Regions from separate parts of the Homo sapiens genome. Here region 1 is linked to region 2. A link is a contact called in ENCODE POLR2A ChIA-PET data. All regions are on one chromosome and are shown on one strand. The core of a region is the stretch at or near the end of the contact, and the rest is flanking DNA. Distances in the headings are between cores, read along the strand shown. Region 1 holds the start of BACH1 (BTB domain and CNC homolog 1). Region 2 holds the start of ADAMTS5 (ADAM metallopeptidase with thrombospondin type 1 motif 5).

Region 1 (6,415 bases), core at 3,228-5,727, 2.3 Mb after region 2:
AAGGCTGGAGGGGTATGCAGATTTGTAGGGGTTACAGATGTCATGCTGCATCTGTGGAAATGAGGATTCAAAACCAAAGGTGGGTAGGGAATAAATGTGGAAGTGTGGATCTTTCCTGAGGTTAGGGAGGAGGACAGGGGACAAGGGTTACACTGACTACACATCAAAGTTTTTTCAGGATATGTATTATGTCTTACTGTCCAAATATTATGCTATGGTGTTCCTTATAGCCATGAACATGTCACCTATCTGTATGATTTAGCTCCCTCATTTTTGAGAGTCAGGCAAGACAACCTGCTATTAGAGGAGAAAATGATGGTGTTTGTATCTAGGTTTTATTAAAAATCATTCCCTAACTATGGCTTATAGTTATTTAAATTGTTTTCAGAGTTAATGATAAGATTTTATTTTGGTAATAAAATCAGTATGATGGCCAGAAAGAAGATATGAATGTTTGGAAAAATTGGAAATATCATTTTTGAAAGAAATGTGACAATGCACATATATAACATCTTGCGAATGGTATTGTATATCACCAAACCTGCTCACAGCAGGAAAACTAGCCATCACTTCTCACAGTCAATGAGAAGTATAAATCAAGGACATAGCAGTAAGCTGTGATACCCAAGCTTCACGGATAAATTCTCCTAAAGAATAATGCACTAAAAACAAAACTACATGACAAAAAAAAGCACTAATTGCAAATCACTGTGAAACAGTAGCACAAAATCTTTATATTGTGCTACTAGTGACAGCAACAGAAGACAGTCAAACGCCTAGGCAGATAGAGGCAGGTCCCCGGTGAAACCCCACCTCCAAGCTGAAGACAGTTTAAAGCCTGAAAGCCAAACTACAAGTTAAATTTTCAGACTAGATTGAGAACTTGTCTTCCTGTTTGGCACGCTTTCCTCTGATCTCCACCCTTCACCTATTTTACGTATACTTACCCTTTCTAATTGGTTTTCTACACTGTCGTGCCTGCCTTTGAGTGGTGTCTTTGCTTTAACCTTTTTTTGCAAACTCACAAACCAATCAGCATGCACTCCCCATTCTGAGTGCATAAAAGCCCCAGGCTCAGCCACATGAGAGGGGATTTTCCCACTTTCGGGTAGGGGAACTGCTCCCAGCATTCGCTCTTTGCTGAGAGCTTTCCTTTTGCTTAATCAATTCCACTCCACTCACTTTCCGGTGTCTGTGTGCCTAGTTTTTCCTGGTTGTGAGACAAGAACTTGGACCTAGCTGAGCTAAGGAGCAGAAAGACTGCCAAGACTAGGCTACTTGTCCCAGTTTCAAACTATTATCAATACTAATTGAAAGCAATCAGCTGGGAGCGGTGGCTCATGCCTGTAGTCCCAGCACTCTGGGAGGCCAAGGCAGGTGGATCATTTGAGGTCAGGAGTTTGAGATCAGCCTGGCCAACATGGTGAAACCTTGTCTCTACTAAAAATACAAAAATTAGCTGGGCTTGGTGGTGGGTGCCTGAAATTCCAGCTACTCAGGAGGCTGGGGCAGGAGAATCACTTGAACCCGGGAGGCAGAGGTTGCAGTGAGACAAAATCATGCCACTGCACTCCAAGCCTGCGTGACAGAGAGAGACACCATCTCAAAAAAAAAAAAAAAAAAAGCGATCAGAATTTTTTTTCTTGGTCCCCAAATCTCAACATTTTTTTTTCCCAATAGGAATTAGGTAGAAGCACTATGTCTCATTATAACCTCAAGATAATTTTTAAAAATCTGTTTTAGTAATAGATTTTAATAAACATATGAGTTAGTATAAAAGATCTTGAGGCTGATGTTCTTCAAAGTTGACCATGATGTAGCCACTTTTCTTGATTCCGAGTATTGCAGGATTACTCAAGGTTTTGTTGGCCTGGCAGCTAATAATGTTAATGCTAACTCTGGAAGTCCAGAAGACATAGGTCAGAACATACAGTTGTTTGTGAATATTTACACTGACATACAGGTTTTAAAAGAAATACATTCTAAGTGGTTTTGGTTCAAAGCAAGAGAATACTGAAAACAAAAAGTGCCACATCTTTCACTGAGCATTTTACTGCATTCATTCCTTCATTCAACCTACTATCTGTTTCCACTCCCATTCCTTCTCAATACTAGAATTAGCTTTTAAAAATAACCACATGACTTAGAAACCTCTACTCACTTATTGCAGACCACGGGATGAAGTCCAAACTCCAGGTGCTGTGCATGAGGCCCTTCTCATACTGACTCGGTTTCATTTCATTCTCCAGTTTCATTTTTCGTCCTGTCCCTACTACATGCCATAAGCTTGAAGACCACATGCTTCAGTATTAAAAATGCAGACCCTTAGGTCCTACTCAGATCTACAAAATTAGCATCTTTTGGGGGTGGGACCCAGGAATCTGCATTTTTTTTTTTTTTTTTTTTTTTGAGATAGAGTTTTGCTCTGTCGCCAGGCTGGAGTGCAGTGGCGCGATCTCAGCTCACTGCAACCTCCACCGCCCAGGTTCAAGCGATTCCCCTGTGTCAGCCTCCTGAGCGGCTGGGACTACAGGCGCACACCATCATGCCTGGCTAATTTTTTGTATTTTAGTAGAAACGGGGTTTCACCATGTTGGGGTTTAGTAGAAACGGGGTTTCACCATGTCGATCTCCTGACCTCGTGATCCGCCCGCCTTGGCCTTTGAAAGTGCTGGGATTACAGGCATGAGCCACTGCTCCCGGCCGGAATCTGCATTTTAACAAGCAAACCAAATATTCTTCCCCATAATGAAGCTTGAGAGTCACTCACTTGACTTGATACTCTTAGCACATCTGTATACCTTTGTGAGAACTTCTCAAATAATTAAACCTATCAGGGCATACATCATAATTTTCAGGCTAGAAAATGTCACTGCTATTATCTAAAGAAGCAAGAGTTCCTCCCAAAGAGGAGGGTCTGATCTTCCCCTAGAAAAAACTGCACAGGTGTAGAAAAAACTGCATAGGTGTAGAAAAAAGACACTGCAATTCCACTGGCTCAAGGTGGAAGGAGAATAAAGCCTCGGACACTCCCATGTGTCTGCAAGAACTTCAATCCTTCTTTCATGGTGTATTTCCAAGTGTCCTTTCCTCCTGTTTCACTAAATATCTGCACTCTCACCATGAACTGAGGCAGCCTGGGATGCGAGGTACCTCCTACCTCTGGACCCTATCTAGACTGCTGGGTTCCACTCTTCCCAATCAAGACCCAATGCAAATGTCACCTGCTCCAGGAAGCCTCCCCTAATTCTAGGTCATAATGTATCACTTCACCCCTCGCACTCTCATCCAATTTCACTTGTGTGATTTTCTCATGTATTTTGGATGTAGCTCAAACGTCCCCAAGTCCCACAGCCTGTGGGTGCAAATGCAGTCATGTTAGTCGTAATACCTGAATTATTATCTTGGTATCCTTTTTGCCCCGGGAACTCCAGGGCTGTGTTCTTGTTGCTGGCTCCAAAGCTAACAATAAAATCCCTTCACACAAATCGTCCTTTGGCTTCAGACCTCAAGGTCCGTGTCATCTCCGCAGGAACCCTCGTGGGGTTGGCGTGCCCAGTCCCCTCCGCTGCGCGTGCATCCCGCTCCGCTGACAGCCAGTGCTTTGGTTCTCCAGAGGTGTTAAATGGCTTGGGAACATAATTTCAAAACGGACAGTTGGATAAACACCAGAATAAGCACCAGAAGATGACAGCGGAACCAAGGCTCGAGATGGGCCGGCTGACACCACTGGGCGCTGAACCTGGCTGGAAGCTTCCTGGCAGCGACAGCGAAAAGGGAACACCTGTCGTGGGCGCCCTTGTTTCACTGTCAGTAAGAAGTAGAGCAACTGCTAGACGCGCTCCACAAAACCCTGGACGCACTTCATACACACCCCCACCCCAGCAAGCTCAAGTACCCTGTGAACCTGGACGCCCACCACCCCCAGGGCAGGCAGCGAGGAGCTCTTCAAGGGGTAAAGCGACCCCTGTGGGGCCAGCGCCCGTCCTCTCTCCTGCTGTTCGCGGGCACCCGGGCACGCGGCGACTCGGCTGAATTAGGGCGTCCTGCAGCTCCCGAGGCGAGGAGGCGCTTGGCCTTTCCGTTCCGCCCTCAGAAGGGAGAGGAGAGGTGGTCCTCGAGTGGGAGTCAGTTCAGGATGCGGGCTGTGCCACGCGCGGAGGTCCGGGGACCCCACCGCCGCCTCCTCGAGGCCCGCCCCGCCCCTTACGACCCGTCCCTGCAACCCCCCGCGTGGGCTTCCGGCCGCGGCGACCCCTGCCCCGCGCTATTGCGCGCGCTCGTTCGCTGACAGAGGCTTCGAGGGCGGCAGGGCGGGGCTTCGGCGCCGGGGGCGGGGCCTTCAGCGGGCGGGCGGGGTTTTGGCGCCGCGAGGTGGCGGCAGCAGAGCGGCGCAGAAGGGAGGGGGCGGCTGGCCGCGCGGAAGGAGTGAGTCACCTGACCGCTGCCCTCGCCGCCCGCCGGGCGCTCTCGCTTCAGTCAGTCGGGCCGCGCCGCGCCTCAGCTCTGGTGAGTGGCTCGGCCGTCCCGCCGGCCCTTCTCCGGGAGGGTTGGCGCGGTCAGGGCCGCGGGCCTGTGAGGGGAGGCCGGCGGACAGGTCCAGTGAAGGCGCGGGCGGGCCGGGGGCGGCTCTTTCTGGGCTGGGCGGGGCGCGGGGGGCACGTATCGGGGCCCGCGGGGGGCGCCGGCGGCCGGGATCCTGGAAGTGGCCGCGACGCCGGAAGGGGCGTCCCGTCGGCGGCCGAACCCCCTGCACTGCCGGAGCTGTTGTTTACCCGCGCGCGCCGTACTTTACCCGGGGCGGGCGGGGGCTGGGGGCCGCGGGGTCCCTGCCCCACCCCCCTCCCTGCCCTCGGGCGCCAGCCCGGCCCCTCGCCCGCGGCCCGCCCGGGCTGTGACACATCAGCACCGCCCTCGCGGCTGGGGCCCCGTATTGTCCTCCGCCGCCTCCCACCGCATGCCCAGCCTCGCGTCTACTCAGCCCGGTGGCTGTCGCGCGTGGAATCGCGTAAGAAAAGCCGAGTTTGTGGCTGGGGAGAGAAGGCCACCGTGCTGAGCTGGATTTAGCGAAGACTGGTTTTGGGGACCGGAGAGCCCAGGACTCCCTTTGTTGGAGTTTTGCCCACGCGTTGTAATTAAGCCTCGCACAATATGGTGAGAGTGGGCGTTGATTCTGGAGACACCAGCTTTGTGCTCGTGTAATGTAACACGAGTGCCGTTGCTTTCTCATTCTTACACGGCAGTTTCATGTCATTGAGTAGAATTGTGCGGAATGCTTTTATGGAGTGAGGCTTCTGCGTTAAACTTGTGCTGATTCCAGGTAAAGTGTAGTAGTAATTGTGAAAGAACGTGTATGAGGAAAACGAGCTACAATGTCATGCTTGGAGGAACAAAGAATGTTTTGTAGGATGCTTTGCTTTTTGGAGAATTGTGTAGGGGTAGGGACTGTTACCCATGGATGATGCTATGGGAATTTGATCATGTATTTGAACACCCTTTACATCAGAGGGTCTGCATTGAATGCAGTTCAGAAGGATAAAGGGTGGAAATCCCAGATGTGTTAGTGGCAGAGCACTTGAGCGCTTCACATAGTCAAGCAGAGAAATGGGAAGAGGTCGGCTTGCTTCTTCCTGGTCTTTGGGTAGTGGTGCAAGGGCTGGGCTGGGCTTGAAGGCACTTGCCACTTCTGCCTTTGGACATCTTGAAGAAGCTTAGGGAAGAAAGGCTCCCGGTGAGTCAGCTTGGAGTAGGGTGACTTTGGCGTAGTGATTCTTGTATTGTTGTTTAACCTATGTTTCTGTCAAGTGGTTTACTGTTGTTCGGTATGTTGGTTGGTTAACAAGGTAGGATGACTCTCTAAAAAGTTGGGTTGCTGAGTCATTCGCCCCAGCTTGAGAGGTAATTAGAAACAGCTGGTGCAAATACTCTCATCACATGCCTCCACTATAAAAGGCCAAAGAGCGCTCTAGAGAGGTTGCTTCAGAAGGCTGAAGGGGACCCAGCTGGGGTTGTTTTGATACAGGTTATCAGTGGGTGAAGTGGAAGAGCACTCTTAGGCAGTGGCCAATAGCACTGAGGCGGGTTTAAAGACGGAGCCTCGTGACCTGCTGTCTGAGAATAAATTTGCGCTGGAGAGAGCTAAAACTGGGGAAGAAATTTGCAGCTAGGGGTAACCCAATAAAAAATATTGTAACAAAAATATTTACTACTCTTACTGGACTTAGTTTCCTTTTTGTGGTTTCTGTTACGTGGTCTATAAGTTTCAAGCAGTGAGCTTAATTTGTGCGTCATAAAAATTTGGTTATGAGTACACAGAAGGGACTTGCTCTGTTTCTCATGGCCCTTGGCTTTTCATGCATACACAAGAAGTTTCAGGAGTCAGAGGAGGGTAAGCACCATATGGGTGGAATTAATA
Region 2 (6,373 bases), core at 452-2,951:
GGCAGCGTTCTTGCTCACTTCCAGGCTCTTGTCCTTGTCGCCTAGCACCACCACCTTCACCACGGCCAGGCGGATGTGGTTCTCGATGCTAGCATGGCTGTACAGCCTATTGGCGATGGAGGCCAGGGTCAGCAGGTAATGCTGCAGGCCCCGGCCATACAACCGCGCCATGGACGCGTCAGCCACCAGAAGCAGCTCCACCTGGCGGGCCCGGGAGATGGAGCGGCGCCGCCGCCGCCACCACGTCTGCGGTCCTGAGCCCCCAGCGGGCGAGAGAGCGGACTGGTCCAAGAGCTGCGAGGCCAGTGCTGCGCGTCCGCTCGGGTTGCTGTGCGCCGGAGCATGCTCGTGGGCCTCCGGTGTGGACGCGGGGGTTTCGCAGCTGGCGCGCGGCGGCAGGGCCTCGAAGCTGAAGCCCTCGCGGGTGTAGACGTGCAGGATCCGTGCGGACCCATCCCCGTACACGCGCCCCTTTTCTTCCTCCGCCCAGGGTCCGCGCAGCAGTGGCTTTAGGGTGTAGCGCGCGTGCTTGACCGCGAAGAAGCCGTCGAGACCCCCACAGAGGTCAAAGACAGCCAGAGAGCGGGGACTACCGTCCACTGTGCCCCGATAGAAGCAGTGGCTCCGGTGGCGCCAGGGCGCACTCGTCCCGCCTCCTGCGGGCACGAAGCCAGCAATGCCCACCGAACCATCTCGCTCCAGGTCCAAGAGGAACCTCCGGCCGCCCGCGTAGACGAGGTAGCCCACCTTGCCGCCGCCGGAGTAGAGTTGGTCGATGTTCTGCACCAGCCCCTTGCTCCTGCGCCGCTGCGCCAGGGGGTGCGGGTGGCCGGGAGGCTCGGCTCGCTCCTGCACCTCCTCCCCCTGCCGCCGGCGGGGCTGGGCGGCTGCTGCAGCAGTCGGAGGCTGCCCGGCTTTATCCTGGGCAGGTGTCGCGGCGGGGCCGACCGCGGCCAGGGGCAGGCGGAACGCGCACAGCAGCAGGGACGCCCACCCGAGCAGCATAGTGCGCTGCCCGCGGGGAGGGGCTGCGCGACTGGGACTTTATGGGTATTTGTTATTTGCTATGAAGTTAACGGGGCGGGGGATGGGGACACACACACACTTGCTTGCAGGATTGAGTCAAGTGTCGGAGGGAGGGGGGCCCGGCAGCAGCGCCAGCCTGTCCGGGCTGCGGTGCCAGCGTGCGAACTTTTCTTTGTTGCTTGGGAAAATGTTTGGATTCGTGCTCCAGAAAGAGGTGGGGTGGGGGGGGGGGGAAAGAAAAGATTAAAAAAAAAAAGTCGGATAGTGGAGATTCAGCAAATACGGGAAAAGGAAAAAAACAAAAACCAAAAAACCACCAAATGCAGGCACGATCGCTGTTTCAAGAAAAGTAAGGAAAGGTACCGCGCACCGGGCTGGCAACTGGTGCGCGCAGCCTCCCGCCCCCGCGCTGCGCTGGACAAGCCGGCTGTGGAGGTTCCAAGCTCCGGGGCCCACTTCCTTTCTTATTTTGTGGGTTTCCTTGGCTCTGCTGGGACCAGGAGGAAGGGAAGAAAGAGAGGGGAAAAAGCCGTAAAAATTAAAACAAAAATGCAGGGGGGCAGCCTGAGGCGAGCTGGTGAAGCGGCGTGTCTGTGTCCCTTCGGCTGCGGTCTCCTCCTGCCCGCCGTCATCCCCAGTCGGCAGCTGCGAGCGCCGAGAGCAGCGCGAGCGCTGTGAAGATGCGAGGAGGTGGAACAATGAATTTATAGCGGCATGCCATCCTGCAATGGCAATTTCAACAGTTCGTCACTGCACGCTGCCTCTTAAAGGGAGAGCTTCCCCCACCACTCCCACCCTTCCCAGTCCGCGCCTAATCAGATGGGGGAGGGCAAAAGAGGAGGGTGATCGAGGAAAGGGAGACGAAGTAGGAGGAAGGGACTGGGACCCGGCGAGGTGGTAGGAGGGGAGAGGGGAAAATAAAAAGTAATGGGGCAAGAAAAACAGATTTCCTTGGCCACTTTTAAAGCCACAGCGGCTCCGGGTCTGTCTGATATTTCACAACCAATTGGGGTTGGCTAACCTTGGCTTACCTCATCTCCTGAACGGGTGTTTTGGTTAAAGTTATTGAGACGTTTCAAGTCTCTCCCTGCCTCCTTCTTGCCTGCTTTTCTCGCCCTCGGTGGGAAGTTCCTGCCGCAAGTTTTTCCCCTTTGCACACCCGTGCGCTCTGGCCTCGCAGACCGTGCAACTCCATCCACCAGCCAGAGCTTTTCAGCTTCCCGTGCGTCCCCTAACCACCGCGTTCCCTTCGCTTCCTCCCCTCCGTCCCGGCACCCGGTTTCCTCCCTCCCCATTCTCCAGCCTCTTGATGCTTTGACGCTCGCCGGATTCGGGCTCCGGGTGACTAACTTCTCCCGGCCACCAGCAGAGCGGCTGGACAGCCAGAGAGCCCAGGGCGCTTCCTGGCGCGCTGCGGTACCCCGGGGCGAGAACGCCCGCCGCTTGGGAACTCCGCAGCTTTGTGTGCGAACGGCGGGCTCCCAGCTTTCTCCAGCACGCCTTTCGTCAGGGTCCACAATCTGTCCCTTACTCCCAGCCCACTGGAACTTCCTTTGCTCTAAAAAGGCAGAGCGAGAAAGAGTTAACTCTTAGAGGGAATTCCGCTCATTTTTTTTCCCTGAAAGATTTTAAAATTTTGCGCTCATACTTTTATTTTTTGCTTAAATGATACTTTAATAATAAATTCCTATATCTGTTTTTGTCTCTTCTAAAGCAACCACTTATCGCCATAGGCCTTGACCTACCTTCATTCTCAGAAATTCCTTTTAGAAGAAAAAGAATACTTTTGGCGGAAGGAAGATTGGTGCTTATTAGTACGCGGGTGACATTATCACTGCTACTCGTTTCCTCTGACCTCTTTGTTTCCTCTAATTATCATTCTAAGAAGGGAGAAGGAAAACCCGACGACTTATGGTTAGAAGGTCTACCTTCTACTGTAGGGGTAAGAGCTCCCTCCATGCCCAAATTATTCTTCAGGCTAATTAACTAATGCACCAGTGAAAAATGAATGTGGTGTAATTTGTACATTTCCATCTTTTTCTACGTTTAACTTTGGCTACGCTGGGGATAGCAGGGCGGGTGCCTTAATGGGGCCCCAAGCTGATCGCTTTCTCTGGGAGGGAACCATGAGGGTCCAGAGCTTGATGGAGGTTCTTAGAGTGGCAATAATCCTCTGGAAGGAATTTCAGAATTGCCCGGCAACAATACCCATTGCCGTGTGCCTGGGAACACCCTCTGGAGTCTTGTGAGGGGCAGATGTATCATCTTGTTTTAACTTATAAATAAAGAAATCACTGGGGCCTTAGGGACACCCAACAGCCCCTGATAGATTCTGAAATACATCAGGACCAGGGAGGAAGTTACTATTGCTGAAGGCCATTGCTTTATAATTCCACAATGCCTCAGCCTCTCAGTGGCCAGTTGACCCAGGCCAATGCTAACAGCTGGATGGGTCAGAATAGGAGGTTCCAGCCATTTTCTCTATCCCACCAAGGCCTTTGAGCCTTGCATTAGCCGTTCTCTTTTGTGGTCCTTGCTTTGCACCTACAAATAGCAAACTTTTATCTTTTTAACCAGTTACAGTGAAAAGGAGTCCAATATTTGGCACTAAACACCATTTCTAATACAACCTTGATTCAATAAATTTAACAATTTTGTCATTGTTCATGCCAAAGAATCATTTTAATAGGCATTTTAGGTGACAGTGGTTAAAATTTGTTAATTACAATTATTTTCATTCACAGATAGATTTTGTTATTTAGGATTTCAGGAAATTCCAACAGATTCTCTTTTCTTTGATGGTCTTGAACTCATAACCTCCAGGGATTCTCCCACCTGATGAGACACAGTGACGGCTTGAATTTTCTTCTTAATGAAGCTTTTCTCCTCTTTCACAAACACCGTGCTGAATCCTGAATCTGAATATTATGCCTTTAAGTTTAATTATATAGTGACATTTGTACTCAGTTTATTCAAATATTTAAAAATACATGGGGAGAACAGGATAGACACAGATAAAGTTCCAAACATGAATATCAAGCACAGAATATTTACTAGAGGTATATATTCACAAGGAAATAAATACTAAATCTTATGAATACAATGAATAAATTCTTACATCTCAGAAAATTTCTACTTCGATATAATTTTTTTTTTAGAAAGTAACTTGGACACTTTGGAAACTTCATTTGGTAGTATTTTTAAAACATTACACTAGTGGATTAGGATGAGCTGCTACGTTGTGGAAAAAATTACTATCTGTCACTCTAAGGAAGTAATTTGCACTGGATAAAAGTAGCTGAACTTTTTATTTTTACAGTAGAAAGGAAAAATATATTAGCAATCATGTTTAAGCAGAATAACTGCTACTCATTCAAAGTAACAGTTTTATTTGTGCACATTTAATGAGAAATTTCCACTGAATTTATAGAGTATATGATCACAAATACCATGATAGATGATTTTACATTTCCTAAAAGGAAGAAGGACTTACTACTCCAGAATGTTATAATTTATCTTGGAGATCAGGTAGGGCAACTTTCTCCATCTAACTGTGAAAAGCTGAGACCCAGAGGCCAAAATGGCTTGCCTGTGGATAAAAAAGTCCACTAGTGGCCGAATGTCCTGAAACCTAAATCTCCCAGCTCCTAATTTGGGCTCATTCTACAACACTTCTTACAATGTATCCAGTTTAACAAATATCTATCAAGGTCCTACTGCAAAGTGCTTTATGAGGCTCTCTGGAGGCATGAGAAGATGAACAAGTCATGAGTAATGTCTGGAGGAAACTCACAGTTTAGAGATGGAGCCGTTTGTATAATAGATGCACAGAATACAAACTGGAAAATACAAATATAGAGGGGGAGAAAGCAAGAGAATTACTCCTGCAGGTGCTCTGAGCCCTGTATTTCCAATATAGCTCCACTCCATAATTTGTATACTCTTTTAAGTAGCATTTTCTCAAATTTCCATTTGCTAAAGTGTCATTTCCTACCCCCCACCCCAAACTATGATTTTAATGGTAAGAGTGAGGAAATATCTGACAGTAAAATATTCCCTTCCGGCCAAACACCTGCTCCTTACCTCCCATGTAGAAGAATTACAGTCTTTCAACTCTGCGTTTTTCTTTCCCACATCAAGATCCCTACCCTAGGCCTGCTGAATTGGAAACCCTTTTAGTATCGGCACCCTTGGTGGTAGCAGGGTGTGTGGATTCTATGGGTAAGATCTCCACTACTAAGCTCCACTACTGCGTGGGACCATGAATGAATGCCTTAAAGACACTGGGTGAGCTTTTCCCTTTTGTGACACTCGCTTTGCAAATTCTCGTTTTTAGAGGGCTTTGCTTCAAAACCAAAGGTCACACTTTGGGAGTGATTCTAGCTTTGATATGAACTCTTCATTTTTAGAGGGTGAAACTACACTTAAATAGTCCTTCTTCCCTCCTTCCCCAGCTCTTTTTCCCCCCGTCCATCCCCTCTGATATTTACAATGGCAGAACATGGACCCTGATGCACTAATGCATGTGTACCCAATCTCATATGCATTAGTACACACAGCACATGTCAGCATGCATGTGCCACACACGTACTCACTTGAACTCATGTTTCCCTCTAGGCTGCACTGATGGCTTGATAGAAATCCTAATTAGAGCTCAGATAATAGAAGAGGGGATTAAACCAACCATCCTCTGCCTTTACGAAGAAAACTTTCTAGAGACCTGCATTGTAGAGATTCTTTTATTTTGCCCCTCGGGAAACCTTACTGAATGCCTGATAAAACTCGAAACCATCTTCTCTGCTATCTGATTAGGACATATTACAAAACAATCTATCTATTGTGATGGATAACATATGCTTTAGAATCTGTTTTACTTAATATTATAGAAAATATATTTCTAGAAAGCCAGATTTTCATTTTTTATACACAGTAATTTTATACTATATAGAAGTCTTCAAATGAATAATGTACATATGTATTATTTAAGACATACAGGTGTTATCTGTAAAGTAAAACCGACAAGTCATTTTTTATGCTGACCAGCTGTGAAATGTTGTTTTAGCTTTTCTCACACAATTATGCACATATTACTTGCTTTTATGAGTTACTTGAGTTCTATTTTTCCTTATTTTCCAAAAATCATCAAAAATCAAACCTTACTAGAAACACATGGAAAATCAGGAATTTCCAGCAGAAAGTAATTTGAAACATTTGAGGTTTTCTTTCCCTTCCTTCATAATGGCAAATTTCAAGCAAAGTTTTCAAATTACTTAATGAGTAGTAGCTGTAATTGTAGTAGGAGTTGTTTCTCGGTTCTATAATTATGTATATATATTTTTACAGTTAA

What was found. ChIA-PET counts read pairs that join two places held with the same protein, here RNA polymerase II (POLR2A).
Region 1: POLR2A ChIA-PET joins it to region 2 with 7 read pairs in IMR-90. The contact joins the promoter of BACH1 here to the promoter of ADAMTS5 in region 2. POLR2A ChIA-PET finds 5 or more read pairs at or near these places in 2 of 52 experiments (BJ and IMR-90).

What each region holds. Positions count from the first base shown.
Region 1 is chr21:29,294,445-29,300,859 of GRCh38, forward strand. It overlaps BACH1 (BTB domain and CNC homolog 1), which reads left to right and starts at 4,478. Exons shown (of 5, transcript NM_001186.4): 1 at 4,478-4,509. It overlaps LOC105369299 (a long non-coding RNA gene), which reads right to left and starts at 4,292. Exons shown (of 2, transcript XR_937652.3): 1 at 2,162-4,292; 2 at 1,734-1,898. RefSeq lists a silencer at 4,003-4,912 and an enhancer at 6,143-6,252.
Region 2 is chr21:26,965,387-26,971,759 of GRCh38, forward strand. ADAMTS5 (ADAM metallopeptidase with thrombospondin type 1 motif 5) reads right to left here and starts at 1,702. Exons shown (of 8, transcript NM_007038.5): 1 at 1-1,702. The coding sequence starts at 1,005. It overlaps LOC124905050, which reads right to left. Exons shown (of 3, transcript XM_047441063.1): 2 at 2,058-2,584; 3 at 1,270-1,698. The coding sequence ends at 1,270.